Linked DNA regions of Mus musculus: all the other regions are linked to region 1. A link is a loop called in an ENCODE intact Hi-C map of the cell type or tissue named here. Cell type or tissue: gastrocnemius. All regions are shown on one strand. Each heading gives the region's core, and the rest is flanking DNA. Links, peaks and the distances in the headings are about the cores only.

Region 1 (11,037 bases), core at 1,769-9,768:
ATTCTAGACAGAGCTCCTTGAAAGGAGAAAGAATAGATTGCTAGTGTCTGTAATTGAAAATTTCATGAGTGACATTTTTAGGGTCATTGGATGAAGAAATTCTCAAAGAGCAAGCTGTGCTGGCCCATGAAGAATACAAGTCAGAGAGAGAGAGAGAGAGAGAGAGAGAGAGAGAGAAAATATATCTGTTATTTTTACCACAGAACAACAGCACCTAACAAGAAATAAATTCAAAATGCAGACATAGTCAATATTAAGATTCAATCAATGCTAGGACAATATTACATGTTTCATCTTTTAAACATCAATAACAGTGGCTCGGAATGGCAGTGGGACATACTAATTAATTTTTTATAAAATTGAGCCATAGATTACTTGAAGTCAATAAATGCTACACAGATAACTATTTTCGATGGAGTTGCTGGAGCCGTGGAAGCCTAGAAGAGCTGTGATGGTTAACTTCTTTGTCAGCTTACAGGATTGAGAATCGCCCAAGAGAAACCTCTCTACTGGGATCTACGACAAGCTTCTACAGAGCTTAAACCAAGGACAAAAGAACTACCCTGCGGCAAGTGGCTCCAGGTTAGAGTCCCAGAGTAAATATAAATGGAAAAAGAAAAGAAACAAGAGGGGGGGGGGGAGAAAAGAAAGCTGAATACCAGAACACATCTCTCCTGTTTTCTGTCTCTGAGTGCAACATGATCAGCTAGCTGTCTTATGCCCTCTGCACCATGAGAGATCGTACCCTCAAACAACGATTTCCTAAGTTGCTTTTGTCTGTTATTTTATTATAGCAACAAGAAAAGTATCAAACACCAGTTCTTTATTTAAAAGTCCCGATGTAATTTATTCTACTAGCTTTTTTTTAAATTAAGATACTCTTACAAAACAAACAAACAAACAAACTGTACCAGGGGCTGGAGAGACGGCTTCATGGATGAGAGTATATACTACTTTTTCAAAGGACCCAGGTTCAATTCCCAGCACCCACATCCAGCAACTCACAACTGCCTGTGTTGCCAGTTCTAGGGATCTAGTGCTCTCTTTAGGGCATCTGAGACAGCTACACGTGCACACATGTCACACAGCACACCCACATATAAAGGAATAAGTAAGTCATTAGAAAATACTCAACCAAATTTACTATGATGGAGCAGATCCCTCATTTTAAATGAATTCGTTTTTGTGAACTCATTCGTTTCTAATTTATAATCAAAAGAGACTATATATACAGTTGAGAGAGGTTAACCTCTGTAGAATAATATATAAATACACACTTGCTTCCAAAACTTCACACACAGGGAGTGCTATCTATGCATTAACTAATAAAGATCGTCTTTGAAACACGTGTGAGTTCTCATTGGATGATTGCAGATCCTGATCTGAGCAATTTGGAAATGGAAATGAATCTCTAGTGTGTCGTTTGGTAAAGGGAGCTTGGGAAAGAGACTGAATCAGTGATTTCTCCTCGTTCACTCTTCCTGTGTGAAATGAGGATGGTAATTGCACTTGTCCCCAGAGAGTGTGAATGTTGCCCTTCTAAATCCCTGGCAATCTTGTGTAGGTAACTGCAGGATTCTGATGCTCTGGAAACCACTTTGTGCAGCCCTAATTCAAGAAGCTGCAAAGTGGGATGGAGACAAGAGACATACTTCTTCCTTAGAAAAAATGAAAGCCTTCCTAACTCAAAAAGTTCGCAATGTGTTTTTCTTCGTTAGGGTTTTACTGCTGTGACCAAGGCACCTTTTATAAGGACAACATTTAATTGGGGCTGACTCATGGGTTCAGAGGTTCAGTCCATTATCATCAAGGTGGGAACATGGCAGCATCCAGGCAGGCATGGCGCTGGAGGAGCTGAGAGTTCTACATCTTCATATGAAGGCTGCTAGCAGAATATTGGCTTCCAGGAAGTTAGAAGTAAGGTATTAAAGCCCACAACCACAGTGACACACCTATTCCAGCAAGGCCACACCTCCTAATAATGCCACCAACCTGGGCAGAGCATATTCAAACAATCACAGTCTCTCAAACTATGTGGAAAATATTGCAGAGTTTTCTTTATAAGATTCCAGTCATTTCCTGTTACCTGAAGCTTGCTCACACCGGAGCCAGAGCATGGCGTACCTGCTCAGTGGGCGTTCTCTTCTTGGTGCTTATTCTTTGACTTGATTGCTGTGTGTGTGACATATGTGCATATACATGATCATGTGTGTGCATGAGCACACATGGAGAGCCCAGAGTTTGATAGTGGGTGCTTTCCTCAATTGCTCTGCACCTCATTTTTGAGTCAGGATCTTTCACTGAACCTGGATGTCCCTGATTGAGCCTGGTCCCCAAGTCCCACTGATCGCTCCATCTCCACACCCCCAGATCTGAAATAGCAGATGTGGCTTCAACATCTGGCTTTGTAAGTGGTCCCTTTCTAGGGATCCCAATCCAGGTCCTCTTGTGTGTGCAGCAAGCACTGCATCAACTAAGCCCCACAGAATGCATTTTTTTAAGAGCAAAAAATAGATACAATAACTTCCTATATCTAATTTAGAAGATCATTGTGGGATTCAATGAGGTAAGTCATTGTGGTGGTTAATCTTGTCAGCTTTACAGGACTTGGTGTGTCTTAGGGAAAGGTGTTCCCAGAGAGGCTTATCTGAGGAGGGGAGGCTCTTGCTGCCCTTGGGCAGTGCCATAGCATGGACTGGGATATTGGAATAAAAAGGACTAAACACCTCTCATCCATCCCGACTGTCAATGCCGTGTGACCGACTTCCTCACGCTGCTGCCTTCTGCGCCATGGTAGACTGGACCCTCAAAGCATGGCTCGAACCAAAGCCTTCATTCCCTGAGTCGCTGCTGTTGCCAAACATTTTGTCACAGCAATGAGAAAAGTCACTAGTACAGCCTGGTGGTGAAATCCAGACCTTTATAAGTTCTCAAACCAACGAACCTCTCACCGTCCTCTAAATCCAGCCAAGTTGGATCCTGCATCCTTATTCTCAAAGTACCTTTCCAAGCTGAAGACTGAGTTTAATATCTCCTACACATCCTCCTCTGCAACGTATTAACATTCCTTTCTCCTTTACTCAACTCCCTATTCCCACCCCTTTGCTCCTAATGAGCCGTTTTTATCCAGCCAACTTCACACTACCTGAGTGAATGTGTGTATGTTTAATATCACTCGTGCCTGTTCTTCCCCATTAGAGAAAACAAATGAACTTGTCAGACAAATAACTGTTTGGTTTAGAGTTCAGTGGACTTGGCTCAGAAGTCCTGAGTGTCACATCTGGACTGGTTATTTGTTTCCACACTGTCTATCCCCATTTCCGGGTTGCTTGTTTAATAAGTTAAAATTCAAGGCCAACAAAACCCTTGTCAGATTTATCTGCAGCTTGTTCCAGGCAATATTCGAGTCCTCCCCACCCCACCCCACTCCCCCACACAATCTCCCCTCCCACTCCCTCCCCCAGTGCCCAGTGGGTGAACCCGAACCATAGTGGATACGCCTTGGAAATTCCAAGTTAAAAGCATTTTCACCTGATTCTCAGGCAGACCCACACGCCAGTAGCTGCTCTGGGGTCTCTGTCCTCGTAAGTGGCAAGGAAGAACAGGGTGTGGGAGGCTTGCAGCCCTGGAATAGTCTTGGACCCTATTGGAATAGGGATTCCCCATCCTCCAGACCTTCTGAATGTGCGTAGGCAAGTGTTGTATTACCATACAACCAGCACATTCTCTTGGGGAGCTTTGGGCAAGGCTATTTACAACCTACATACCTGGGCCCCACCTCTCAGAGTCTCCTGTGTTTACTTTGGAGTCCAGCCAGGACAAAGGGCTCCTACAAGCTCCTCAAGTTCTTACTCTGCATCAGATCAAAGTGAAAGGTGTCCTGCAAATTGCAGTCCTTGAAGGTTAAGCAACCATCTGGGTTAAACTTGACCTTTGCAGGCTGTCCTGGGACCCTAAGGCAGTTCCCCATAGACTGCTTCTTAAGGGACAATGGGCTAAGGAGACAACCTCAGTCACAGAGTTTTTGGTCACCAGCCCTGATTTTGCGAAGCTCCAGCTCCTTGCCCTGCAGCTGGCAGCCACATTAGCCTCGCAGCAACCCCCCCCCCGACCCCGCCCCACCCTTCTCGCTCCGCCCAACCCCGCCCGTTGGCACCGCCCCCGTGACGTGCCGCAGCAGTCGCGAACATGCGCACTGAGTCCCGCGCGCTGCTCCGCCTCGGCGCTGTCATTCTCCGCGGCGCGGCGGCCAGTGCGGACTGCGGTTCCCGCCCGGCGCGCGGGTGCTGTGACTGCTCCTCCGGGGCGGACTGGTGACTCTGCAGCGCTCTGGAGCCTCTCGTGCGGGGACTCCGTGGTGTCGCATTCCCTCAGAGAGGGAGACACGCACCCGGAGCTCCGAGCACAGCTCTCAAGGGCTGGCGGCCACGACGGCGTTTGCTCGGGTTCCCGGTGCAGTCCGAGTCTCTGCGGCCGCCCGGTGCGCCCGGGAGAGCGCACCTCCCCCGGCACGGCAGAACCGAGGCGACGAGGATCAGGAGGGTCCTGCGCCCGCTACCACTGCCCACCGCGGGCCAGCCCGGCTGCGAGCAGCGGAGTTGCAGCGCTTTTTAGAGCTCTGGAGCCCCAGAAGACCTCTGCGAACCAGTAAGTTGACTGTAGTTTCTGAAGTTTCGGGCAGCGTGGGAAGGACAGGTTCGTTTTATTCCTGTGGTTCCAGGCCGAGGTTTTACCTCCCGTTAGCGGGGCTGCGGCTGGAGGAAGGCGTACTGGACTGTAAAGGATGGGGCATGGCATTCGAAGACTCAAGGCTGGAGTCTAGGGCTGGCTCCTGCCTCTCCCGAATGTGCCAGCTGGAAATGTGCTAGGGGAGACAGGTGCTCCGAGGGCATTTGGCCCGCCGCTAAATTGCACATTCTGAGCTCCTTGATTTTGCGCCGCGTGGGGTCAGGGACGTCAGCCACCTCCATCCTAGGAAGCTCTGCCTACATCCCCTCCATCCCCTCGGAGGACTGGCACAGAGATGAGAAGCTGAGACATTGCTGCTCGGGCCTGCAGGCTTTCTGCACATCCCACTTCACTCTTCCCTTAGGCAGAAGTTGCCAACCTCCCATAATTGGAGCCTAGCCCTTTAGGGAAAAACAACTTATGTGTCAAATGAGTGTTTTGTGCTCCAAGGCATAGAAAATGAGAAAAGTGCTCTATGCGTTTTAATTCATATGCTTTAAGAATGTGGGCAAGTCTCAAAGAAACAGGATTCCGAGGATGGCTGAGTTGTCCTGCATCTCTTATGTAAGCCTCCTGGCTGGGTACCTTTGCATCTGCAGGGGCTGCATCTGGGCCTCTACTCACTCCATTTTTTTTTTCAAGTCCAGCTTGAGCCGTATTTAATAAAAACGTTGACATGATATAGTGGTTCGTAGTCAGAAACAGGGCAGTCTTTAAATTAGACTGTCTTCTCCTAATAGGGAGCATGGGAGGAAGAACTTGGTGTATTTTTTTCAAGGCAGTTCAAGGAATTAGATACATAAATCATGCTTTAAAATACCATACATTGTACAGAGAGCATGCACAGAACCCTCTTTAGAACACATCCCCTTTTGTTTTAGTAAAAGTGGAGATTTGCTCATACCAGACAATTGTTGAGTCTGAAAGTGAAGTGCACTGATGGCCTTAATTATCTTAATAAACAAAGAGCATGATTTATAGGTAGCTACAGTGGCCTACTTTGAAGGGTAGAAATCTTTAACCTTTCATTCTCAGCTGCCCCTAGAGATTCCTTTTAAGCAGAGCAATGGATTAATGCCATTGATGTTTAATACTTGAGTTGATTAAATTTGTAAAAGGAATTCTTTGAAATACCATACAGCCCTGCTGTGTGACTGATAGGCAGTGACTGTTATAAAGAAAGATAATATTTAGAGTACCAGCTTTGCATTAACCAAACAGCTCATATTGCAGCTGCCCTGTGATACACATGTATCCATAGATGGAAAGAAATATGCACACAGAAAAATATATACATGCATATGGATTTGAAATAAAAACTCAGGGATGTGAGTCAATGTGAGATTTATTTAGGTGACCTTTAGAAAGAGGCATGTATGGGTTAGAGTGCTTCAGTGGATATAACAAGATGAACTAACTAGTTATAGGCACCTGGTTTAAGCATAGTTATTATTTTAAGGATTCTAAGAAAAAAGAAAGATTATTTTAACGTTGAAAAGCTAGTTATCACATTGTAGTTTATAGGAGCATTGAGTGCTGACCCCTAGAAGAAATTTTGTCCAAGTGTGGGCTTTCAAGAGACCAGGCTGTTGGCACTATTGCTGGCTTTGAATCTGAGCAATACCGGAATTCTGTGCCCGGCGTCTCCATCTGTAAAATAGGTGGGTGTAATTGCAGTACCTTCCTGGTTGGGTTGTGCGAGGCTTAAGTGGAATCCTGATGAGAAGGTATTGAGCTGGTGTCAAGTATCGTAGGCTGACTTTGGGGAAAAAGTTTCATGCTGTGAAAGGAAATTTGTCTTGGGATAAGCTGTAGACATTAAACAGCTGTTGCTGGAGGTCAGTAGAAGCAGTGCACATGTGTAATAGGAGAGAGGATATAAACACCCTGGCCACATGTTAATATTGGATTTACTGTCTCCAGCAGTGCCTCCCTGAAGGCCTTCTATGGAGATGGCTTTGTCTTGATGTTAGAGAGGAAGAAACTGAGGCCGAGAGAGATCAAGTAGTAGAAATTAGAGCTGGCATCTTAAACATGCCTGTTGGAATCTTGTTCTTTGACCCTGCTGCCTCAACTTGCAAGCAATGTGGGTGGGTTATCCTTTCTCCACGGGAAGTTTATGTTTAAAGTTTCAAGTATGCAAAGTGCTAAATAGCACTCCTTCTTCGAGACTGGAAGCTATTATCATCAACTTCTCTGTTATTAAATGCCAGGCCCTGGTTGCAAACCCCGTTTAGTGCTATTGTGAGAAAGATAACAGGGTGTTTTGCCTTCAGCTGAAACTGGATTCTGTTACTTCTTTCTTCCCTGTTTATACATTCGTAGAACCAAAGAGAAAAGTTGGGTAACTTGATACTTTGTATTGGTGGTTGATGCTCGCTATTCTGCCTCCCTGCAGCCTGTGTCTTTGCTGTCTGTGGTCCACATGGACACAAGCAGCAATAATCAGCCAGCATTGTCTCTGAGCATAGCCCAGTGTCCAAGGAAGAACTCCACTCAGGCAGAGAGATGGGGCCTTGTGCTTATCTTGAACTCAGTGTTCTGAAGTGGAAATCATTTATCCATCACATCTATGGGCACACTTCCTTTAGTCTTAGGTTTAAAGCCATAGGAAGCAGTTGTTGGCGGATTCCATACGAGCTATTTTGGTTTAAAATCTCCATGGACTGTTGAGTTTCTCTTCTGAGTTCTAGGGTGTGGGGTGATTGAGTGGCCATGGTACTTTGGGCTTTCTTAGGTATTCTGGTCTTTATCTTTTAGATACTGAAATCAATTGCTATAGAAAGCTCCTAGGCAGCTGACTCACCCCAGGTGAGTGAATGTTTACTGAAACCCTCCTAGCTGATATCCTTACCACTAAAAGTACTCTAAGATGGATGCTCACTGCTACCTGGCTGATGCTCTGGATCTCTCTCCCCTCCTAACCCCCCCCCTCTCTGTGTGTGTGTGTGTGTGTGTGTATGTGTGTGTGTGTATGTATGTATGTGCGTGCCATGTATCTGTCTCTCCAAAGCTGCTCAACAGTGAGTTTCCAGTAGTGAGCTTCTGAGAGCCTTTGGAGGCACAACGCCACAACTGCAGTATGCCAAAAAGAACTCCTGCCACCAACCGAGTTCTCTCTACTGATATTTCATCCTTCCTTTTCAAACAATACATACACACTTTGCCTCAGTAGCTAGATTCCAGCTGTTCCCTGTTCTGGATTTTCTGATCAAATGTCTCCCTGGAACATGGCTATAACTAGAGCTAACCCTGTGAAAATAATTTCCATATGGATGTTTTATTTCCTATTTGTGTTGTTATAGTGGATTTTCTGTTGTCACTTTTAAATCTACAAGAAATCCTTCCCCCCCTCAAAACACACACATCCGTTTTCTTTTGCTCTCAGAAGACTGATGTACAACTACAGACATCCTACCCTTCATTCACCCAATCTTATATGATTTCTGAAGCTAAGCAGGCTTGGGCCTGCTTAGTCCATGGATGGGAGACGGCTCAGGCATATAGTCTGCACATTAATTGTAATATGGATATAAGTGAGTAAAGACCATTTACTCTTCCTTAATCGCATTACTCCTGTGGATTTTTCACTTTTATCTGAGGAGCTGGGACTTGATTTTGATCCTACCTCATTCAGTGTATGGGCTGACTTGGAAGTTACACACTTAAGTTATACAGACAAGGTCAGGATGCTGCAGAGTTCAGGGGCTTGGGGTAGATTTGAGAGAAGACAGCCTTGAGCATGATTTATCTGACCACTTTTCTAGTCGCTACTGGTCATGCTTTCTGATAAGAGCTCTTATCGTAATATTCAGCTGGGAGTGAGCGCTCACTGTGTGTTGGCTGTTTATGGCAACATTATGTACAGTGTTTCCCTCCACCCTGACACCAGCCTTTTGGGAAGTTCCTATACTGTAGTGCTTTTGCAAACGTAGAAACGGACCTAGAAAGGAAATGCATCCAAGATTACATGAGTAAGTTTTGCAAGAAAAAGTAGAGCTCAGAACATTTTGATATTCCTTACAGAATATCCTCCTGCCTCTGGTTTTTCAGCTATTGTAGTAAGTTCTATAGTAGAGATGGACAGTCTCAGGCTCTGCAAACTTTCCCGTCCACAGCGTGGATTGGCTAAATAAGAAGTACCAGCTCTGTGTTTTTGTCAAGGTAGAAGCTTAAGCTTAATTTATGTTAGAAATCAAAAACCACATATCACTTTGTGAGAAAGAAGGAGCGAAAGCCACGTGTTACTCTGTAAGTAAGAAGTTTGAGTGCTTCCGGTAGGGTGGCAAGGCAAACTTGCTTCCGTTGTGCTTTGAGTCTGAGGTTTGCGTCATTGTCCTCGAACAAAGGAGAAGTAGAAAGGCCTAAGATTTTTCTCAAATGATTTTTTAAAGTTTATTTAAATCTAAAAATGTCAGAGTTACAACAGCAGTAGTAGTTATTTGTGGTATGACTGTGTGTGTGTGTGTGTGTGTGTGTGTGTGTTTTAAAGGAAATGCACCCACATATCTAACAAGTAGGGATCAGAACAAACACATTGACTCCATGCAAGCTCCCATGTCTGTGGTGTAGCCTTCCTGACTCCAGTCCGGATAAAAAGCAGAGACTCTAAAGCCATACTGTTAGATTCTCAAACCCTTCTGTGAGATAATACCTCTGCAGGGAAAGGGGGAGGGGTAGGGGAGGGGGAAAGCAGAGAGACAGACTCACTGCCTGGAGACTAAGCCCTCTGCCTGCCGCTGAGCTATATCTTCAGCCCCATTTCCCCTCTGGATTTTACATTGGAACCACCATCATTTCGGGTGTAATTGAAAAGTTAGTCAGTCATCGTAACATTCAGGCATAGACTGGATAGCGCCTCTGTTCCTATACTAGACTGTAAGACTGGATAAGTGTTAAACCAGCAAGTGATTAAAAACTTATTTTAAAACTCTGCTTTCTCCTTTCTAAATATAGACTGCCAGGGGACAGGAAACTCGACCTGACCGTGGCCTTTATTAAAACACAGAGCATTTGAGTCCCTGTGCACTTTATGGAATGGACTTTAAAGTTGCTGGCAACCTTTCGTAAGCCTCCAGCTGGCCCAACGAAATATATCATATCCACTCTTTATCTGCAAGCTTCCCCTGTCTTCCTCAAAGGACCAAAGGTGTGAGTGTGTCAGCTCTTGTCACCTGTCCTCCTGCATAGCCGCCCTGCGTGCTCAGGCTTCTCTGAATGTAGTCCTCGTGCATCTGGTCTCCTGTATTTCTGACTGTCTGTCACTGTTGGCTGCTTCGCCCACCCCAGTCCTTTACCCTGACGTGTACCCGTGCCTCGCCGTCCCATCTGTGTGGGGTGGGAAACGATCCTGAAGCAGCACAAGCTGTAAGTCAGGGCAGGAAAGCTGCACAGCGCAGCGCAGTGACTTACTGTTAAAGAGAGGGCCAGTTACTACCACAGCCTCTGTCCTCAGCACCTGACAACCGTACTGAGTAGCCTTATTATTTCATATGTGACATCTAAAAAGAGCTGTGTCCCTCTAATTCACACTTAACCAGCCGCCAGCAGCTTGGCTGTGCATGCATCAAGTTTGGTGAAAGTGATTGATTTGGATTTTTCAGATATGTATTTTAGGAGATAAGCTGTTAGGGATAAGCCGCTCCATACAATTGTCAAAGAAAAGACTCAATAAAAATAAATGAAAAATACAGGAATTAAAAAAAAAAAGAAAGAATGTGGCTTTCCTTCAGGGGCTGGTACTTGGTCTGGGTCCATGTTCGGGGTTGGGGCAGATGGAGGTCATTGCTGAGCTGGGTAGTGGACTGTAAGACAGCAGCTCCGTGAGCTGGGTAGTGGACTGCAAGACACTTTGTGAAGTGTCTTGGTGGCCAGACTTGGTCCTGGGGTGAGTGAGTTCTGGGGCTGGATTCAGGGCCTCTCGAATCTGAGGCGCCTGAGCTCTATCCCAGGGTTCTGCTGGCTTTTTATTTTGAGACCTATTTGCTTGGGCTGGCCTTGAATTCAGTCTGCAGCCCGAGTAATCCCCTTGCCTTAACCGCAGTAGCTGGGGGGACCATCCACTACTGCCAGGCCTGGCCCAGGCTGTCGGTTTAGAATGTTCAACCTGGTGCATCCACAAAACAAGTGAACTAGGAGACGGAAAAGGGAAGCCATTAAAGTCTGAGTTCAGACTGGTAAGGGTATAGACGCTGAGGGCACGGGGCGGGGGTAGAAGCAAGGAGGTGGCGCAGGGACGCTGAAGAGCCTCCCCAGATGACCTCGCTCAGATCACTGAAGAGATAAAAGTTCCATTGGTGATGACAGTGA
Region 2 (11,037 bases), core at 1,116-9,115, 51 kb after region 1:
TCATCGGGACCATGAGGCTGTGTTTACTGTGACCATGATCAGTACTAATACCAGTTACATCGGAAACCCCTGAGTGATCTGGGCTTGGACAGAATCAAAATCCAGCGTGAAATCCTCGAGCCTAAGCAAACGACAAGTCAACGCAAAGACCTTCACACTAGGTTTAGCAATTGCATTACTACAGGTTATCACTTTTTAAAATGAATCCTGGACCTTGAAGTGTCATTTTCACCCCATTTAAAAGATTTAGAAATCTCAAGTGTCCTGGCCTCCCTGACCTGCTCCCATTACAGACCATCATTCTGGGCCTCTCTGCTCACAGAGGAAAGGGTCCATCTGGTCTAGGTTTTCCCAGGCCCTCACATCTTGGTAAAAATGAACCATTGTCTTTTAATTAAATCTTTTCTTATGCTTGTTGAGAAATCCAGAGTTAAGTCTTTGCTGTTAGGAGAGCTGGGTCACTGCTGAGTCATTTGCAGGGCAACTACAGAACCTAGAAACAGATTCCTCCTCCTCCTCCTCCTGCTCCTCCTCCTGCTCCTCCTCCTCCTCCTCCTCCTCCTCCTCCTCCTTCTCCTCCTCCTCCTCCTCCTCCTCCTCCTCCTCCTCCTGCTAACTAAGGCTAAAGAATATGTGCTTAACAGCTTTGATTATCTGTGCTCCATAAATGCCTTCCTCTGATCTCCCAACATTTGACAAGAATCTCAATTCAGGGATTAAATACTTTTTCTACAGCACTGTTTCCTCTAGAGTAACTCGCCTTACACATATAGTGTTGACCTAAAGTGCAGGACGTTCTCCAGTCAGGGATCATTCAGCTTTAACAGGGAACCATGCATTTTGGAATAGACTTCAGATGCATCTCTACACTCAAGGCCCCCAGTGTCTGCAGAGCACTGTCTGCTCCCTTTCTGCCCATGGCCTGACTCTTATGCTTTTCAGTGAAGATAGTTTTCTGTTTGTCATTTGTTTTTCTTTCTAAATTAATGTGAATTTGCAGTTTGTTCTCTGTTGGATGAGATTCCTGTCCCCAATCCTCTGATAACCCCTATTTGAGTGTCTCAGGCAGCTCCCCAAATGACAGGGAAACTGCCTCCCCCACCTGGCTCTCTTCCCTTCTGCTAGCAGCTGATTGCTTTTACTGGAATCAATACTCCAATTAATGGCATCCCTGTTGACCCAGTACTCAAGCCAGGAATCTCTGCCCTGGCCTGGCTTCTCCCCGTTCAGTCCATACCAGATTCTGGATTTAAGATTATGCAAAAGTTTCAGGATATTGGTGCTTAGAGGGTCACATAATTGCTGTTACTAGTATTCATTGTGTCTTTCTGACCTTCCTTTTCTCTGCTGCCGCTGGTCAGTGCTTTGTTCCTGGCCTTCACACATGCACATGTGCACATCTGTGCAGATCAGGTCTGAAATCAACTTCTGTAGCTTCTTTCAGAGTGGCTCTCCCTGACTGAGGACCCTGCTCACGATTCCCACACCTCTGTGCCTTTGTCACCTCAACTGACCCAGACACCTGGCTGTGCGGCCCTGTGGCCCAGTCCTGGGTACCCCTCCAGCATGCTTTACCCTGCTCCATGGGGCTGGATTTCCTTGGTTTAGTTTTTTCAAGGCAGGGTTTCTCTGTGTATCCTGGCTGACCTAGAACTCCCTCTGTAGACTAGGCTGACCTCAAACTCAGAAATCTGCCTGCCTCAGCCTTCGGGTGCTGGGATTAAAGGGGTGAGCCACCATCGCCCAGTTCCAGGGCTGGATTTCTTGAAGTGTTCTAGAATGTCATGTCTCTTAAGACAAACATGCGCAAGCAAGACTCAGTGCACACAGTTCTCATTTCTGAGAATGTTCTGCCCACCACCACCACCATTTCTTCTCAATTCTGAAGCATCCTTCAAGACCCACCTCATTCTCCATCTCCTCTGAGAAGCTCTCCTTGATCCTCTAGGTACCACAGGATCCAGACAGTTCATTAGCTGCATCTCAGACCACACTGTGTTCTTGTTAGCCACCTGTATATAGCCTTCCTATGGATGCTGAGCTGCAAGGCAAGATTCTAATCCTATCTTTGTACCTACAACATCTAGTTACTGTCTGGACCATTCAGGTTTCTATGGATGAAGCATCTCCAACACGAATAAAGAGAAGGCATACATGAGAAGAAATTGACCTCAAGCTGTTCTTTTCCTCTGACCTCCCACAAGCTCCTTCTCAACGATGTAGCTTTGTTTTCTCCTTTTGATTTTCATATCCGTGTTTGAAGGAAGTACCACCAAAACGTATCCAAGGCCTTTCACTCCTCTGCTGATATCAGAGCTAAAGTATTGGCTACATTCTTCCTAAACTTGAAATCCGGTACTGTTTTCTCATGGGAAAAGAAGGCTCAGCCTGTGTCTCTAGCACCCTGTTGATGATGGTGGCCTATTCTGTGATGTTTAATTTGGGAGCAAACCCATTTGCAGGCTTCCATTGTGCCTGTGCTTGAGATATGTGTCCCATGTGTTCAGTGTTTCCTGTTCCCCGGCTCTGAGAAGACAGAAATTACTTCCCAGGGAGGCGTGGGCTCTAAGTTCAAAACAACACTGCATTTCATGAGGAGCCACAGTTAACACAGTGGTGAGCTGCTTAGTTGGGGATCGAGTTTTAATTCATTCCAATTGTAGGCAAGAGCCTAGATGCCCTGAAGTGGCCTTACAGTCAAAGGTTACTGCAGGGCACCGCAGAACGTCCCACAACTGTTCCCACTGCTTTGCTGTGCAGCGCTGGCCAGGTGAAGGCAGCGTGAGGAAATGACTGCTCTCTCCAGCTTCTCTCTGAAGCTTGGCACTTTGGCTCAGAAACTTGAGGCTAATATCAGCATGCACTGTTAGCTTTACTTTTGAGAGCAGTTCATTTGAATAGCAACCTGCCTGTGTCTTGAAAAGCATCCAAAAGCAGCAAGGAAGGTTCGGCCAGGAATCTGAAACAGTAAATTAGCTAGCTCTGAGCTAGCAGTCAACAGAATACTTTGCAGTCGGTCTCATTAATTTTTTATTTTTGCCTCTCTTTTCCCATATTATATTCTAAATCATAAGAAAATATGTCTGTTCACTTCAGATAGTTGGGATTTTTTTTTTAAGTTTCTTGGTTCACACATTACCCAGAGAATACCACTATTGCCAAGCAGCTAATAGTCTCCTGACAGTTTCCCCTAAGCCCTTACAGACTTTGAATACTGCTGCGGGGAGGGGGGGGACGGGGGGGGGGGACGGGGGGGGGGGACGGGGGGGGGGGGACGGGGCTTTATAACATAGGAGAATCGCAGAGCAGCTCCCTAGATACTCAGAAGGCAGAGTCGCAGTAGTCAAAGCTTCCTCACTCTGCCTGCACCCGTCCTGCACTCTTCCAAATTTCCTCTTTTAGAGACATCAGCTACTACTCTTTAAGGAGAAAAGAGAAAATGCAGTGCTCGAGGCCACTGGGAAGCTGTTACTCGCTGTAGAGACATGCACTACATGTCACTGTTGCAGGGAGCACGTATGGTCTTCCACTCGGGGCGCATTGGACTGGAAAGGACGTGTAAAGCTCAGGTCTGGGTGCTATTGGTTTTCCTCTTACATCAGTGTTTCCCTGGAGCACAGATTTATTTATTCATAAAGCTGAGATGATGTCAGACAGGAGTTACGGCAATGTCAATTCATGCTGCAGCCTGCATAGGAAGAACTTTTATAAGATTCAAAATCAATGTGCTGATGCCGGCTCTGGAGGCATGTGCCACTACACTTCTGTGTGTGAGGGGACAGCACGTAATTAAACTCCGCTCCTGCTTTCTGAACTACTTTGCATATGACTGCAATATAGCTGAAATATGACTGAAGCCTGCCTTTGCCAGATAGACAGATTAGCACCCCAAGCTGGCCAGGAGCAGCACCAGCCCTGATCCTTTACTGACACTAAGTCTGTCAGCTCACATGCCTGTGGCATGTAAGTGTGCCTCTCAGTGCAGATGACAAGCGTGGTCATGACATACTTTACGTATTGGTTGGCTTGTTAAAATACATACAGGGTGTCTGTGTGACTAAACCGTATACATCTTACAGAACTGTGGTGGTTTGAATGGGATGCCCCTCATAGTCTCAGGCATTTGAATGTGTGGTTCAGTTGCTGACACTGTCTGGGGAAGCCTGGCGGGTGTGGCCTTGCTCCACTTTGCTCCCTCTGTCTCCGGGCTATGGTTTGAGATGTGAGCCCTCAGCTTCTGCTCCAGGCAGTAAACTGCTGCTGGCTGCCATGCCTTCCCATCCAGTGATGGTGACTGACTCCTACTTCCTGACCCCTTCCTTCTGTAAGCCCCGAATAAAGCCTTTTTTTGATAGGTTGTCTTAGTTATGGGGTTTTGTCATAGCAATACAAAAGTAGTAAGACATTAATGCTACAAGTGTTTACCCCTTGCTTGTAAAGAGGGTTTGGGGAGCCAGGCTTCCCTCCTCATTCCTGTTTGTTCCTTGGCGTGTGATCTAAGAAGTCTTGCTCACATGCGTGCTACGATGTGTTACCTTGCCACAGGCTCAAAGCGACTGGGTTACTTGGTCATGAGCTGCACTTCCAACAATATGAGCTAAAATTATCCTTTCCTCTTTAACAATTAATTTTATGAGTTTGTTGTTGTTGTTGTTGTTGTGGCAATGAAAAACTAACATAGTGGTCAGAGGTAGCTTTTAGAGTTATCTGAGCAAGACTGGCAACTAGCTGTGGATCAGTTTGTGTCTTCCAAAATAGTCTATGGAATCCTAAATCTCTGTTGCCATAGTGATAGTAAGGAGGGTCCTTGGAAGGCAACTAAGTAATGAGGAGGGAAGCTGTCATTGTAGGTTTAGTGATGACGACAAAAAGAACTGTTTACTGGAACCCAAACATGCTGGCACCCTGGTCCATCCTGATCATGGATTTCAGCTCCTAAAGCTACAAGAAGCAATACACTGTTTAGACATTGTACCGATAAGTCTTGATACTGTAGTAGCAGCCAAGGTGATTAGGAAGCGCTCGATGTGTACCTACAAAGCATGAACACACATCTGCCTGTGGAGTCGTAGGCAGATTGGAAGCATGAAGCTAGCATCTTTAAGTCTTAGACTATCTGGTACTATCATATACATCAAAAGCTTAATAAAAACCTGTTAACTGGGGAAAAAAAAAACATGTTTACCCTTTGTGGATAAAAGTATCTAACAAATGGAAATTTGCTATTTAATATTTGGCTTTTGAATTTATTTTTAAAACTACATGTCAAATTTTCCCTAAACTGGTTGTTTTTCTATTGGCTGAAAAGCTCATCTAGTGACAGTATCAGGACATAGAATTCTAGGGACACAGGTGACGTCTGGCCTTATCTGCTTCTTGCCCTGTGTGACCTAAGGCAAGCGCCTGGATTCTCTGGGACGAAGGTTCCTGATTTAAAACCCAGTAAGCAGCAGCCTGTAAACTGGCAAGCACTCACATCTTGGTTTCCACAGTCTTTCACACATCTAGCTCATCTCTCCACTTCAACGTAGCTCATTGGTGTTTAAAGAGGAAATGAATGAGACAGAAGGGGTAGAGAGATGAGAATTATTCCCTCTGGAAGAATTCAGTTTGTTCCAATTTCAACGATCTGGAAACTCAGCTTCTAGCAGCCCCATCTCCCTTAGAAACTGTACCAGGAAGACACCCGGTGGGGTGGAGACTATGAACCTTACACCCTGTGCTGACAGCATCCAGATGTCCTTGGCCTAGGGCTCAAACCCTTTGCCTGAGGTTAGGGTGGTCTGAGTTACTGTTCCCTTGAATCTCAGTTCATGACGGTAGCTGGTCTCTGCCTTAGCTTGAGCCTCACTCAGCCTTGGACACTGTGTAAATTGCACATATTGCAGATGTTTCTAGGTCCACCCAAGCTAATGCAGGACAGAGCTTTATCCTGGCTTCCCTGGCTGGGGACTCCATGGTTCTAGGCACTGTGCATTCTGCTGCTAGTCAGCAGCTACTTTCTGTTTTGCTGGCATGGGAACCCCTGGAGGTCAGTGTGCCCCAGAAAGCTTCCAGCTCCAAGAAAAAGGCTTTGGACAAGAGCCTCATTACCCATCCTTGAGGTACTACAGTGGTGCTGGCTCGACAGGCCAGCTGGACGCATGCCTTGTTCTGCTGACAGACAGAGAGCCTGAGGGCTTCCTGTCCTGGTACTATTGATATACTCCTGTGAGAAACTTTACCCTCTTCTCACTGCCTAGCTCCAACACAGTGGCCTGAGTCTGATCTTGTTCTGTCTGGGAATATAATTACCACATTGTCTGCTAATGGCTGTATTTTACATAATAATGAATCCAACTTCTTCTACCAAATCTACTTCATTTATGCAAAATAGATATAATTTGGAATGTGTATGAATCATGCTATTCTTTTGGGGATCAGAGAAGCTGTTGGAGAGTCTGTAAAATACAATTTTCTGGGCTCTCTTAAGGTTAACAAAAGAAAATGTTGGTTTTGTGTTTACCAGAGACAGTGTTTATTGCCTTTGGATCTTGTGGTCTTTGTGACTCCCACTTTGAAGGAGAAAGATGGTCTCTGCCTACCTTTTACCTCTGCAGTAATGCCCTTGATACACCAGTGATCTGGAAGCACTAGGAGGCTTGCTCACTGATTTCCAGTAGTATAGAATAGCTACTCCAAATCAAACCTGACTATTAACAAGGAAAAGGAAGAAAATTAAATTAGCAGAGAGATACAGCAAAGTCCTTTGAAAGTGCGTGACATGTCTTTATATGTGATCCCCATGAGAAACTAATTTTATCCTGGAAAGAAAACATTTGTCTCCTGAAAGATGACAAAATACTTTGCTTTATTAAAGACAATGGATTATTGGTCATAAATGGAAAACTGGGAATTCTTGTTTATTTAATTTTGTCATCAACTTGTGGTTCATTGTCAAAAAAATAAAAATAAGAGTAACCTGCAAGACTACCATCCCTGCCTGGTGTGCAGTTTGGTTTTCGGGTATAGTTAATTGTACATATTAATTTAAATGTCAGGCATATGAATGATAGCTGAACATTGTAGAAGTTCTTGATCTTGGGGCTTTTAGTGATCGTTGTCTTCTATGTGAACTTGAAGCACAGATGCCTATATCCTTGAAAACACACATCTAAAAGGCCATACTCGGGGTACGCTCCCCTGGAGAGCAATAGAAAGGAACTTTTCGATCATACACGGGTCTTCTTTTTTTATAGATTTTTTTTAATATAGTATATTCCGTTTACAGTCTCTCTTCCCCAGATCCTACTTACCCCTCTCCCCAAATCTGCATTTTTTCTTTCTCTCTCTAATTGGAATAGAAACACACACCCAAAAAAGTAATAAAATAAAATAAAAACAAACCAAAATCGGACAAATTAAATGGGTGAAAAAGAAGAGCCAAAGAAGAAGCCTAAGAAACACATTTAGATGGGGACACATATCCACACACAGATGGGAGCACATATCCACACACAAATGGGAGCACATATCCACACACAGATGGGAGCACATATCCACACACAGATGGGAACACATATCCACACACAGATGGGAACACATATCCACACACAGATGGGAGCACATATCCACACACAGATGGGAGCACATATCCACACACAGATGGGAACACATATCCACACACAGATGGGAGCACATATCCACACACAGATGGGAGCACATATCCACACACAGATGGGAGCACATATCCACACACAGATGGGAGCACATATCCACACACAGATGGGAGCACATATCCACACACAGATGGGAACACATATCCACACACAGATGGGAGCACATATCCACACACAGATGGGAGCACAAAGCCACACACAGATGGGAGCACATATCCACACACAGATGGGAGCACATATCCACACACAGATGGGAACACATATCCACACACAGATGGGAGCACATATCCACACACAGATGGGAGCACATATCCACACACAGATGGGAGCACATATCCACACACAGATGGGAACACATATCCACACACAGATGGGAGCACATATCCACACACAGATGGGAGCACATATCCACACACAGATGGGAACACATATCCACACACAGATGGGAGCACATATCCACACACAGATGGGAGCACATATCCACACACAGATGGGAGCACATATCCACACACAGATGGGAGCACATATCCACACACAGATGGGAGCACATATCCACACACAGATGGGAACACATATCCACACACAGATGGGAGCACATATCCACACACAGATGGGAGCACAAAGCCACACACAGATGGGAGCACATATCCACACACAGATGGGAGCACATATCCACACACAGATGGGAACACATATCCACACACAGATGGGAGCACATATCCACACACAGATGGGAGCACATATCCACACACAGATGGGAGCACATATCCACACACAGATGGGAACACATATCCACACACAGATGGGAGCACATATCCACACACAGATGGGAGCACATATCCACACACAGATGGGAACACATATCCACACACAGATGGGAGCACATATCCACACACAGATGGGAGCACATATCCACACACACAAATGGGAACATATATCCACACACAGAAAACCCATTAAAACAAATTGGAAACCATGAACTATAAGGAAAATATCTGTAGAGGGGGAAAAAACATTGTTAAACAAAAACAAAAAACCAAAAAAACCCAAACCCTCCAAAAGTACCATTGGCCATCATCTAATGCTGATCGTGGGACCTGTCCTTAAGTGTGGTTTGTATATCCAGCGAGACTCCACTGGAGAAAACAAATTTTGCTTTCTAAGGAGTTACCAATTCAAGATTAGGAGCTCTTTTCAACTTCCCCTCTCAGTAATGAGACTCAGTCTCTGTTAGAGCTATGCAAGCTCTGTGTGTACTGCCACCGTCTCTGTGAGGTCATGTGTCACAAAATCTTAAGCCAGGACCTAATGCCAATTATCTAGCACAGAAACAAACATTTGCTCATTTGAAACTAATAATCTACTAATCTGTATTCTTTTCAAAAGCAAGAGCTCAAAACAGTGTGTGCATGTGTGCACATGCATTTGTGTGTGTGTGTGTGTGTGTGTGTGTGTGTGTGTGCGCGCACATGCATTTGAAGGCCAGAGTTTATAAGAAACCTTCCTCCAATGCTCTCGACCTTATGTTTTGAGAACGGGTTTCTCACTGCCACCGTAAGCTTCAGCCCGGACTCTGACCTTTAAAGCCACACGAATGTGTTGAAGGCCTAGTTGCCAAGCTTGACTTTGCTTTGGAAGGCAGTGGACTAAGGATGATGGTAGCTTCAGACCATTTTCTGAAGAACGGGGTGCACAAAGCAAGTTTTACATATAATTGTAGGTGCTTTGTGGCTCCTCCTGGGCCTGGCCATTTATATAGGACCCATCCTATATAGGGCCCAATCTATATAGGACCCTGTCTCCTATCTTCCAACCAGTAGCTAGACTTAATTTTTGTGCTGAAAAATCTTCATGCTGCAACATCTGACATTAGTATAGCACTCATAGATTGTATACCACACTGCAGTATTCTCAGCCAGCCAGAAGGACTTATCAAGTCCTCTCACCATGGTGCTGACAGTTACAGAGGAAACAGCCATCGAGTTTAGGGAAATACTCATGGACAAAAGAAGATTTTTACACATACTGTTTGCCCTTTAAAAACTTTGTTTTCTTGAGCTGTAATGCCCTTGGTGGCTTAAGACACAAATATTTAATCCATTTTCTGAGTATAGCTAATTCATGCTAGCATTTGGATTCTTTTAGAAGAATGAGACCCTGGCTTTAGTTCCATTTAGCAGTGACTGATGGATTTAAATAATAGGTGTATTTCATGTGATTGTTAAACTTTTCAACCCTGGTGAGAGCATTGCTTTTACTTCAACTTAGATCCTTTATTCTTCTGTAGTCAATGATTGTCTTGTGTGTTCTTCCACATGGAAAGTAAAAAAGTAAAAATGTCCAGTCCCAGCAGCCAAGTGGGAGTTCTCTCACAGAAGGAGCAGTAGAAGTGAATATTGTTGACAGTAAATGTGGAGCAAAAAAATATGTGAGAAGTGGGGCTGTGGAACCAGAAAGGCCGAGACAAGCTCTGCACGGGAGGGGTGGCTCACCCTGGACCTCAGTGCATACATAGCACTCCCTTACAGCGATAACAACAGAAGTGCCTTTGCAGAGCCTCGCTTCTTTGCAGAGTTCTTTTTATTTTCTGAATTCTGCCACAACTAAATGCTTGTTAAAACATAACTTACCACAGTCCCCAAACCTAGCCAGAGCACACAGAGAGGAGCCCAGAGCTGGCCAGCATGTGGACAGCCACTGCTTTCTCCTTTCTTTCTTCTTCAGGGGAAAGGCAGCCTAGAAGAAACCAGTGGCGTTAGTCTGGGCCCTTTTAAAGCTCTGTTGCAAATCCAGCAGGGAGGATGTCTTGGACAAGACCAGCCCATTTTTCCAGATGCTGTAACAGAGCCACACACAGCAGTGAAAGCTGCTTTTCTCGAATCTAGCATATTTGGGGTGTGAGTGTGACATTTGGGGTGTGAGAGTGGTCGCTAGTGAGAGGTTTAGGACCAATTGGCCAGGCTATAAGATGTCCACTCCACCGACTAGCCGTGTCACTTGACCATGCTTCTTAGCACCCTCTGTGTCTCTGCATCCTAGTTCATAAAAGGAAGAGATAATAATAGCACCTACTTATGAGGCTTGCTGTTAATATATTCTTTGGCCCACTCTTAGCTGTAATCATCATTACTGTCATTTGAAGTCAAAGCAGTTGCACTCAGAGGTTAATTAACTTGCCCCATTTCACACACAGTGTGACCCAGAGCCTGGGGCTTTGCATGTGTCCCACTGTAAACCCTGCACAGAGGATGCACTCATGCTGCCCTGAATAGAATTTCAGAATTGTGTGATCAAGCTTCATTGCAGACCAACCTGTTTTATGTATGTTCTCTGCAGACCACCCTCTCCATCCCAGATTTTCACTTGTCAAATAATCCCA
Region 3 (11,037 bases), core at 1,918-9,917, 120 kb before region 1:
TTAGTGCAGAGTTCTATCAGACCTTCAAAGAAGATCTAATTCCAGTTCTGCACAAACTTTTTCACAAGATAGAAGTAGAAGGTACTCTACCCAACTCATTTTATGAAGCCACTATTACTCTGATACCTAAACCACAGAAAGATCCAACAAAGATAGAGAACTTCAGACCAATTTCTCTTATGAATATCGATGCAAAAATCCTCAATAAAATTCTCACTAACCGAATCCAAGAACACATTAAAGCAATCATCCATCCTGACCAAGTAGGTTTTATTCCAGGGATGCAGGGATGGTTTAATATACGAAAATCCATCAATGTAATCCACTATATAAACAAACTCAAAGACAAAAACCACATGATCATCTCGTTAGATGCAGAAAAAGCATTTGACAAGATCCAACACCCATTCATGATAAAAGTTCTGGAAAGATCAGGAATTCAAGGCCCATACCTAAACATGATAAAAGCAATCTACAGCAAACCAGTAGCCAACATCAAAGTAAATGGAGAGAAGCTGGAAGCAATCCCACTAAAATCAGGGACTAGACAAGGCTGCCCACTTTCTCCCTACCTTTTCAACATAGTACTTGAAGTATTAGCCAGAGCAATTCGACAACAAAAGGAGATCAAGGGGATACAAATTGGAAAGGAGGAAGTCAAAATATCACTTTTTGCAGATGATATGATAGTATATATAAGTGACCCTAAAAATTCCACCAGAGAACTCCTAAACCTGATAAACAGCTTCGGTGAAGTAGCTGGATATAAAATTAACTCAAACAAGTCAATGGCCTTTCTCTACACAAAGAATAAACAGGCTGAGAAAGAAATTAGGGAAACAACACCCTTCTCAATAGTCACAAATAATATAAAATATCTCGGCATGACTCTAACTAAGGAAGTGAAAGATCTGTATGATAAAAACTTCAAGTGGCTATCTTGCCAAAAGCAATCTACAGATTCAATGCAATCCCCATCAAAATTCCAACTCAATTCTTCAACGAATTAGAAGGAGCAATTTGCAAATTCATCTGGAATAACAAAAAACCTAGGATAGCAAAAACTCTTCTCAAGGATAAAAGAACCTCTGGTGGAATCACCATGCCTGACCTAAAGCTTTACTACAGAGCAATTGTGGTAAAAACTGCATGGTACTGGTATAGAGACAGACAAGTAGACCAATGGAATAGAATTGAAGACCCAGAAATGAACCCACACACCTATGGTCACTTGATCTTCGACAAGGGAGCTAAAACCATCCAGTGGAAGAAAGACAGCATTTTCAACAATTGGTGCTGGCACAACTGGTTGTTATCATGTAGAAGAATGCGAATCGATCCATACTTATCTCCTTGTACTAAGGTCAAATCTAAATGGATCAAAGAACTTCACATAAAACCAGAGACACTGAAACTTATAGAGGAGAAAGTGGGGAAAAGCCTTGAAGATATGGGCACAGGGGAAAAATTCCTGAACAGAACAGCAATGGCTTGTGCTGTAAGATCGAGAATTGACAAATGGGACATAATGAAACTCCAAAGTTTCTGCAAGGCAAAAGACACCGTCAATAAGACAAAGAGACCACCAACAGATTGGGAAAGGATCTTTACCTATCCTAAATCAGATAGGGGACTAATATCCAACATATATAAAGAACTCAAGAAGGTGGACTTCAGAAAATCAAATAACCCCATTAAAAAATGGGGCTCAGAACTGAACAAAGAATTCTCAACTGAGGAATACCGAATGGCAGAGAAGCACCTGAAAAAATGTTGAACTGAACAAAGAATTCCCACCTGAGGAATACCGAATGGCAGAGAAGCACCTGAAAAAATGTTCAACATCCTTAATCATCAGGGAAATGCAAATCAAAACAACCCTGAGATTCCACCTCACACCATGTCTAAGATCAAAAATTCAGGTGACAGCAGATGCTGGCGAGGATGTGGAGAAAGAGGAACACTCCTCCATTGTTGGTGGGATTGCAGGCATGTACAACCACTCTGGAAGTCCGTCTGGCGGTTCCTCAGAAAATTGGACATAGTACTACCGGAGGATCCAGCAATACCTCTCCTGGGCATATATCCAGAAGATGCCCCAACTGGTAAGAAGGACACATGCTCCACTATGTTCATAGCAGCCTTATTTATAATAGCCAGAAGCTGGAAAGAACCCAGATGCCCCTCAACAGAGGAATGGATACAGAAAATGTGGTACATCTACACAATGGAGTACTACTCAGCTATTAAAAAGAATGAATTTATGAAATTCCTAGCCAAATGGATGGACCTGGAGGGCATCATCCTGAGTGAGGTAACACATTCACAAAGGAACTCACACAATATGTACTCACTGATAAGTGGATATTAGCCCAAAACCTAGGATACCCAAGATATAAGATACAATTTCCTAAACACATGAAACTCAAGAAAAATGAAGACTGAAGTGTGGACACTATGCCCCTCCTTAGAAGTGGGAACAAAACACCCTTGGAAGGAGTTACAGAGACAAAGTTTGGAGCTGAGATGAAAGGATGGACCATGTAGAGACTGCCATATCCAGGGATCCACCCCATAATCAGCATTCAAACGCTGACACCATTGCATACACTAGCAAGATTTTATCGAAAGGACCCAGATGTAGCTGTCTCTTGTGAGACTATGCCGGGGCCTAGCAAACACAGAAGTAGATGCTCACAGTCAGCTAATGGATGGATCACAGGGCTCCCAATGGAGGAGCTAGAGAAAGTACCCAAGAAGCTAAAGGGATCTGCAACCCTATAGGTGGAACAACATTATGAACTAACCAGTACCCCGGAGCTCTTGACTCTAGCTGCATATATATCAAAAGATGGCCTAGTCGGCCATCACTGGAAAGAGAGGCCCATTGGACACGCAAACTTTATATGCCCCAGAACAGGGGAACGCCAGGGCCAAAAAGGGGGAGTGGGCGGGTAGGGGAGTGGGGGTGGGTGGGTATGGGGGACTTTTGGTATAGCATTGGAAATGTAAATGAGCTAAATACCTAATAAAAAATGGAAAAAAAAAAGAATGGATGCTGTAGGCAGTTGTGATACACATCTGTAATCCTGGCACTCAGAGGTGGAGGCAGGGGCATTGTTTTGAGCTCCAGGCCAGCCTAGGCTGTAAAGGGAAACTTTGTCTCAAAAAAAAAAAGAAAGAAAAAAGAAAGAAAGAAAGAAAGAAAGAAAGAAAGAAAGAAAGAAAGAAAGAAAGAAAGAAAGAAAGAGAGGGGGGCAGGGAGGGAGGGAGGGAGGTAGAGAGAGAGAGAGAGAGAGAGAGAGAGAGAGAGAGAGAGAGAGAGAGAAAGAAAGAAAGAAAGAAAGAAAGAAAGAAAGAAAGAAAGAAAGAAAGGAGAGATAAGTATCTTGTTATTCTCAGAGTAAATATCCATCAAGATATGTAAGATTTAAAAATTTAATGTATAAGTGAATAAATTCACGACCATAGAAATTATTGTTTCTGGAGAAAGATATAAAGTTAGATAGAACATATCGACTATGAGTAATTTCACTTTAAAACGAGATGATTTGCAGCACAGACCAGACTGGGTGGCGCATTGGCCTCATCGCCAGGCCCTTCTTCATAGCTACGGGATCTTCTGGGCCAAGTTCACAAAGGCGACCTAGAGCCACTGAAAGCCGAAAGCCATTCTCTTATGACCATTCAGATGGCAAGACACTGTGTTTATTATACCATTCCCCATATAAAACATAGCGTTGGGTCATTCTGATGAGGTGGCAAGAGATGTTGTACCCTGGGTTGGAAAGCAGGTATTTCTAGCTGAAAGAAAGGCTCATGGCCAAAGATGTGCTCTGTGGATATATAATCATGCCACCGCACTCAGCAAAGTCTGAGTAGTGGTGCAATGGGGGAAATTTTAGCAATACTTCAGATGTAGAGGAACTGGGGATAAAACTTATGTAATCCCTGTAGCCCCAAACACCTAGACAACAAAAGACAAGTGTGGGGGTACAGGGCTGCTCAGAAGCAGCTATTGTGAGCATGCAAGTCCAGCGAGGCTTAAAAATATGTCAAACTTCAATATCACTTGAGAAGGGGAAGTGGCTTCTTTATGTTTTAGTAATCTTTAGGTGTTTCTTAATGACTATTATTATTATTATTATTATTATTATTATTATTATTATTATAGCATTACTTTTAGGTATCAAATCTACCAATTCAACCTACCAGGCCAGTTTAGTCTGGCCTTCTCATGATGCACTGTGGCAGGATGGTTGCAAATGCAAGGCCTGGTTCAGCTACATGTGAGGTCCTGTCTCTAAAATCATTTTTCCCTCTCAGCTTTGATGAGACCTGTGTTGTGTGAAGTCTTTGTGTCAGGCATTGTGATGATAGAGTATATGAGGGTAACACTCAATGTCTCATGACAGGCATTTCACACTCCGGGTCTGCATCAGCCTGCATCCCACCCAATCCTCACCGACAGCCTGACCATGTCAAATGCTCTAACACACAGCACAGAAAAGGACTATGCAGGATTGAAGTCTGCTTGACAGCACTGGAGAAGTGTGTACAGGAAGCCGACACCTAGCTGGATATAAAGACTGAGGTTCTGTAAGTGGGAGAAAGAAGGCGCACACTAGCATGCACATATCGAGTGTTCTGCTGGGATGGAGTCGCTCTCTATGAGGTGGGGAACAGCTTGGCTTGAGGCAAGTGTCACGGAGATCATGCATGTGTTGGCGCTGTGCATAGAGAGCCTAAATAAACTTGATTTTCATCCAAGCATTCAGTATTATAGACATCATTTATTAAAAATCATTCATATTTTCATAACTTGATTTCTCATGCCTCAGCCAAAGACGTGCATTTTGAGAATAAAAATTATAAATATAATCACATCACTGTCAGGAAATCTGCTAAGTGTTTCCCATGTGTGAAGCACAGGTGCCTCATGAGAACCATGCAATAGCTCCTTATCGTCATTATACAGTTCAGCTAGCCGACATGGAGCAATATTCTATAGCTTCTCCAAAGTCACATGTGTGAGGAGGTGAAACAAATTCCACAATGTTAAGTGCAGACTTAATTCTCACCCTGTGGGCAGGCCAAGCCAGGGAGTGCCTCAACTACTTGTAGTTAATCAACTGTGCCACTAGATGGCAGAACCAGTCCAATTTGGAGAGCGCTCTGCCTGGGTGTGGCCGTGGCACTTAGCAATGGCTAGAAATGGCTGTCACTTTCAAGTTTAGTAGATCCGAGTCTGAAATAATATCCTTCCTAAGTAATTAAATTTTGCATAGAAATGTTTTTATTTGAAGTCAAGCCTTACACACATTCAAAGTAATTGTCCATGAAAGAAAATTGAAGGGATCCATATTTGGATCGCCATTTCGCCCTTCACAGGGAGAGTTGTAATCCTAGCGAAGAAAACAAAAGATATCTCTGGTCTCTAGTGGCCACAGCACTCTCCACTCCATCTGCTCCAGTAAATCTGGGATGGTTTGCCTTGGGGCGTGTCTTCTTGGGGGTCTTGACTTTGACCACGCCTCTTATCGTGTTGGATCTGCAGATACTGTACTTATATTAGACTAAATAGGTACAAATATCTTACAGGAAGACACACAGCTGTGCAGGGCCTGATTTTGCCCTGTTGTCTTGTGATTCAGTTCTTCAAGTGAGTTAAGGTAAATCTCACCAAACTTTGCTCTAATATCACAGATCTACATCTCATTCACAGCACTGATGCCTAAAATTTCTCTGCTAGAATTATCTTCCACCTTGCTAGCTAGTTGTTCCCATCAACCTGAACAAGCTAGTGTCGTTTTGGAAGAGGGAACCTCAACTGAGAAAATGTCCCGACCAGATTAGCCTGAGGTACGTTTTCTTGATTGATGATCGATGCGAGAGAGCCCAGCTAACTATGAGTAGTGCCAGCGCTGGCCTGGCGGTCCTGGGTGCTACAAGAAAGCAGGCTGAGCAAGTCATACGGAGCAAGCCAGTAAGCAACACCACTCCACAGTTTGTGCATCAGCTCTGGTCTCCAAGTTCCTGGCCTGACTTCCCGCAACAATGGAGTGACTTCAGAAGTAAAAGATGAAATAAATCCTTTCCAACCCAATTTATTCATGGTCATGTTCTATCACAGCAATAGAAATCCAAGCCACCCATCCTACTGAATGCCACAGATACTCTACAGGACTACTTCCAGTAGCCCTGGCTAAGACATGGCTCTAACCAAATTGCTACACAGTGGGGCCTTTGTGAAAATGGAAAGTTCACGACAGGGACACAGTGGCAACATGCATCAGGCTGAGTCACGTCGAGTTCAGGTCACAACATAGCCACAGGAACCATGAGAATCCTTGGCTAAGCGTTTCTTTTCCTCAGAAAGACTGTGACTCTGCACTCTCTCCCGCCCCAGGCCAACTCCCCAGCCTTGGTTAACAGAACAACAGCAGCAAGGACAACAACAAAAAATCCCAAGCAGAAAACAAGCTATCAGTGAATACAAAGAGGAACTTGTAATTGCAAAAAATATAAAAATGTGACATGAGAAGCATTCAGAGCCTCGTTGAATAAAGAGTAGCGTTTGTCACCCATTGTCAAGGCTCTGTCTTAAGATTTTGTTGACTGTACTCTGATGTCATGCTAATGTATGTAAAAGAATAATTGTGGTTTTGCAATGTTGCATCCTTGAGTGGCACACAGTAACAATATGTGATACTTAAGTACTAAGCCATAGCGTGGACAGCAAGGACATCAAGTGTTTTCATGAAGTAGCAGAACTGTGACCTGCTATGTTAGGTGCAGCTCGTCATGAAGACGGAGACTCAGGAAGTGGATCCCACCTTCACCTCCATCATGGTGTCTGGGCTTTTCAGAATGAGCGTACCGTGTTTTCCCAGCTACTTGCTCGTGTTCAATGAACTATTCCTATGCATTCCACGCAAAAATGTTTCTCACATATAACAGCGCAGTCAGGCATGCTGTGGTTCGGAAGCTCTTACTTGACTTGAATTTTTAGTGACCCAATGTTATGATAGATAAATGTTATTTTAGATTAAAAGATAATTAAATTTTAAGTCTCCTCTTAATCCTAAGAAATTATCATTCTTATTTTAGTAGCCCATCAGTTTATATGGCTAAGTACTTAACTATGAGTGTGTGTATACACACATCATCTCCATCTTCACATGGTTGGACTTCATTGTTTTTCTTTATGGCAGTGTGAATTATGATTGTATAGACATAGTACTTCAGCTTTTGATATTTGTATTTTAGTTTCTGGGCTTGTGTTATGCATGGTGATGCCCCAACAAAGACAAACAGAACATCAAACCGTAGCTTCTGTCAGCCATGTGATCCGAAGGGGAACAGGAACCGCGGCTGTAGTTCATTTGGTAACGTGCTCACCTTATAAACATGATGACTTGAATTTGACAGCCAGACCCCAACAGCTTTTAAAAAGCCAGATGTAGAAGAAGCCAGATGTGGAAGCACAGGTTGGTAATCCCAACACAGGGCAGGGGGACAAAGACAAACAGATTCTCTAAGCTCCTTAATCTACCAGCACTAAGGAACTAACGATTTCCAAGTCAAGTGGCAGTCCCTTGTTAGAAAGCATAGGGGGATGACATTTGGAGGCATAGCACCTGGTGTTCTCTGGCTTCCGCATACATGGGCGCACATGTACACACACACACACACACACACACACACACACACACACACACTGAGCTCCACAGTGTTGTGTTGCTAAATTGGAACATCCATCAGGTGAAAAAATAAACATAATTTTGACACACAGTATTTATAGCTTAGCAATATGTTTCTCAGGACATACTCCTCTCACACCCTGGGCAGTATCCACACATTATCTCACACAATTCTTCCCCAAGCTTATGCAGACACGGTCTGTTTTACAGACATAGACACTGGGGTGTAAGTGGTATATATCTAGTATCATATGTGTCAATGATTCCACCCCTGAAAGTTTTATTCCAGAGTTCAGAGTCTTAGCCCTCACCAACTAAACATCTTGTCTTGCAGTGAGGACAGACCAGAAGACAGTGTCTTTGTGAACAGATCATTTTACAGTGGCTATTAAAGCTATTCACAATGACAGATGCATCTTCTTTGGAGGCTATTTCTACTTATTCTTTCAACCAGTATTGGCATGCCAGGCAGTGTTCTCTGTGCTGCAAATATAATACAAAAACACACCACACACATACACACCCACACCACCGCCACTACTGCCAGAGCTTAGGTAATAGGAAGGAAGGTCATCTAAGGGTCGATGGCGAAGAAGATAGATCGGGATAGTAGAGAAGATGTGTCATCTTCCTTTCGATAGTGTAATAAATTGTCACAGCCGCATGGCTAAAAACAGAAGTATATTGTCTCAGGTGGTCATAGTACACACACCTGTGATCCCAGCACAAAAGAAACTTGGACAGGAGGCCAGCCTGAACTATTCAACAGCATCTGTCGCTGTCGCTCGGTCTCTCTGCCTCTCTCTGTCTTTCTCTGTCTCTGTCTTTCTCTGTCTCTGTCTTTCTCTGTCTCTGTCCCTCTTTGTCTTTCTCTGTCTCTGTTTCTCTCTCTCTCTCTCTCTCTCTCTCTCTCTCTCTCTCTCTCTCTCTCTCTTTTCTTCCTTCTCTTCCTCCCTCCATTTCTCATAGTTCTGGGACCAGAAGTCCAAGTTCAAAGTGTCTGAGTGGCAGTAGGCCACATCCCTGCAGGCTCTAGTGAGGAATCCTCCCTTTCCTTGTCCAGCTCTTGATGACTCCAGGAATTCTTAAATATGGCTATGTAATTCCAAATTCTGCCTGTCTCACGTGGCCCTGCCACCTGCTCCCAACGACACACACACACACACACACACACACACACACACACACACACGCACACGCACGCGCGCGCACGCGCACGCGCGTACACCCATGGGTACACACACACCTACACCTGTGATTTCTTCTGTTCTCAGGACTCTTGTAGTTGGGTTAGGGCTTGCTTTGGTCATGCAGAAGTGATGTCATCTCATAACCCTTAATCCCATGTGAAGATCTGAACAACGCCATATTTTCAGGTTCTAGGATTAGTACTTGGATACATCCTGTTGGAGCTGCATTTCAAACTGCCTCAAGAGATAAATGATTTTTAGAAGTAAGGGAAAAGGATGCTAATTAAAGACAAAAACAAAATGGAGCTGAATAAGTCCAGGCTGGGCATCATAGTTACACAATGGCATCAAGGTACTTCTAAGCTGACAGCTTAGTCCTAAAGAAAGGGACAGACAAATGTCCATCTACCAGATTATGACAAGACACGTGATGCCTCCCACAGTCTCTCTTGCCCTGTCCCACACTGCACGTTATGTCTCAGCTCCCTTCCTCTAGTCTGGTGACTGGGCTCCAGCTGGAGAGAGAGCATGAGTGCAGATTATGGCTTCTGCTCTTCCCCCACATGCCATTCATACTTCCAGCTCAGCGTGGGGGTGCCTCCACAAGCAACCTTGGTAGTTCATGCTGACTATGGAGTGGTTCTTTAGTCTCCAAAGTGACAGCATGCCCGATGGACTCCTCATAAAGCTGCTCACTGCCCAACTTACGTGAGGAAGAAATGTCCCCTGCATTGAAAGGGTCTAGCCATTTAGCAGGAGCACACAAAGTGCAGACATTAAGGCCACAGTCCACAGCCCCTGAGCATTCTCAGTGTTCGTGAGAAGCAGCAGGAAGGACAGGCAGTGTGGCTGCAATGGAATAGCAGGGACAAAAATGCTGTAAGATGAGGCCAAAGGGCTCTACTGGTAAGAACCAACCATAGTACAACAGAGCACTTCAAACTATAGCTTGGGAAGCCATGACCAGATTTACTGAGAAATGACATAACCTGAGAGGATTTCTTCGGCTTTTATAAGAAGACAGAATGTAGAACAGCAAGTTACCTTGAAGCAAGGAGAACTATCGGAAGGTGCCACAGATGACAAAACAACAGCTAATGGCAGCTCAGCTGGGGATTGACTTGACCAAGGCAGGAGAAGTGAAGGCAGGTGAGAGATGTTTTAGTGAAGAAGACATCAGAATTTCTGAGAACCCAGGTATGGGCCTGAGAAAGAGGAAGGATAGGATGACACTCACATTTGAAACTGAATCAACTGGAAGAAAAGAGTTGCCACATCGTCCCTCTCGCCGATATCTCATGTGCACCACATGTAACCACACCACAGGCTTCACAGAGACAAACAAAACTTGAGCTCAGAGTTCCTGAAGAGGAGCAGAGCTTGATAAAGGTTATATCCTCTCTTCTTGCTCTTGGAGAAGATTCTGTCCTCCCACACGGGGGGATCCTTCCCATGTGCCTAACCAATGATGCCGTGTTGAACAGCACCTTGGTTTGGATGTGGTTTCATGTTCACACTTGTGGTTTTAGTGTTTCTAGTGAACAGGCTTCTGAAAAGCAGGAACCATTCATATTTTATATCCATTTACAATTAACCCAAGTCATTAGGAATGCATTCTTTAAAGCATCCCTAATTGTTCTTCAACCTTAGTCACTGAGACCAACCAAGGTCTCTGATACAAAACCAGAGCTGGTGGATGTGATTTGTCTTACTAGCCAGCCTCCTGGGGGAGGAAGGGTCTCTGCCTCTGCCTTTTAGGGTTGGAAGTACCAGCAGGCCACCCTGCCCATCTGCCATTTACCCACTGAAACGCCTCCCTGGCCTAGGAATACACCTTTTAACAAGTGAACACAGCACTGTGTTGGTGTAGGAACAAACTGTCTTCCAGTAAGTTACCCCCCAGCAGGAGCCCAGATAACCCAAGGAGAGGGCTTCAGAGAAGTAAAACATTCAGAACTCGGGCACGGCAGCTTGAGCATGAAGAGTAGACTCTAGTGGGGCCATTGAAGAAAATCCCTTCTGGTCCTAGAAAATTAACACTTCTTGCATATAAAAATAAAGTGCAGCCAGGTGTAAGAGCTTATGTGTGTAATTCCAACACGTGGGAGGATGAACCAGGATAGCTGTACGATCTGGGTCAGCCT

The links. Peaks named below come from ENCODE experiments on the same cell type or tissue, not always from the same donor. Only the 100,000 strongest peaks of a DNase experiment are listed, where the experiment ranks them.
Region 2: it touches region 1 in a loop (2.3-fold over the local background); 3 of 42 quality-filtered maps call a loop at or near these places.
Region 3: it touches region 1 in a loop (3.0-fold over the local background); 17 of 42 quality-filtered maps call a loop at or near these places.

The regions. Positions count from the first base shown.
Region 1 is chr3:9,826,821-9,837,857 of GRCm38, reverse strand. It overlaps Pag1 (phosphoprotein associated with glycosphingolipid microdomains 1), which reads left to right and starts at 4,179. Exons shown (of 9, transcript NM_001195031.1): 1 at 4,179-4,647. In gastrocnemius, for the core only: no CTCF peak of the experiment used is centred there; DNase peaks (open chromatin) are centred at 4,188 and 4,900; H3K4me3 peaks cover 2,812 bases; H3K27ac peaks cover 2,942 bases.
Region 2 is chr3:9,774,999-9,786,035 of GRCm38, reverse strand. The region is part of intron 2 of Pag1 (phosphoprotein associated with glycosphingolipid microdomains 1); the gene reads left to right. Among named protein-coding and RNA genes, the nearest start is that of Pag1, 53 kb to the left of the region's middle. In gastrocnemius, for the core only: no CTCF peak of the experiment used is centred there; a DNase peak (open chromatin) is centred at 6,109; H3K27ac peaks cover 998 bases.
Region 3 is chr3:9,941,979-9,953,015 of GRCm38, reverse strand. No RefSeq gene overlaps it. Among named protein-coding and RNA genes, the nearest start is that of Gm33273, 62 kb to the right of the region's middle. In gastrocnemius, for the core only: a CTCF peak has its summit at 5,136 (motif pointing right); a DNase peak (open chromatin) is centred at 5,149; H3K4me3 peaks cover 278 bases.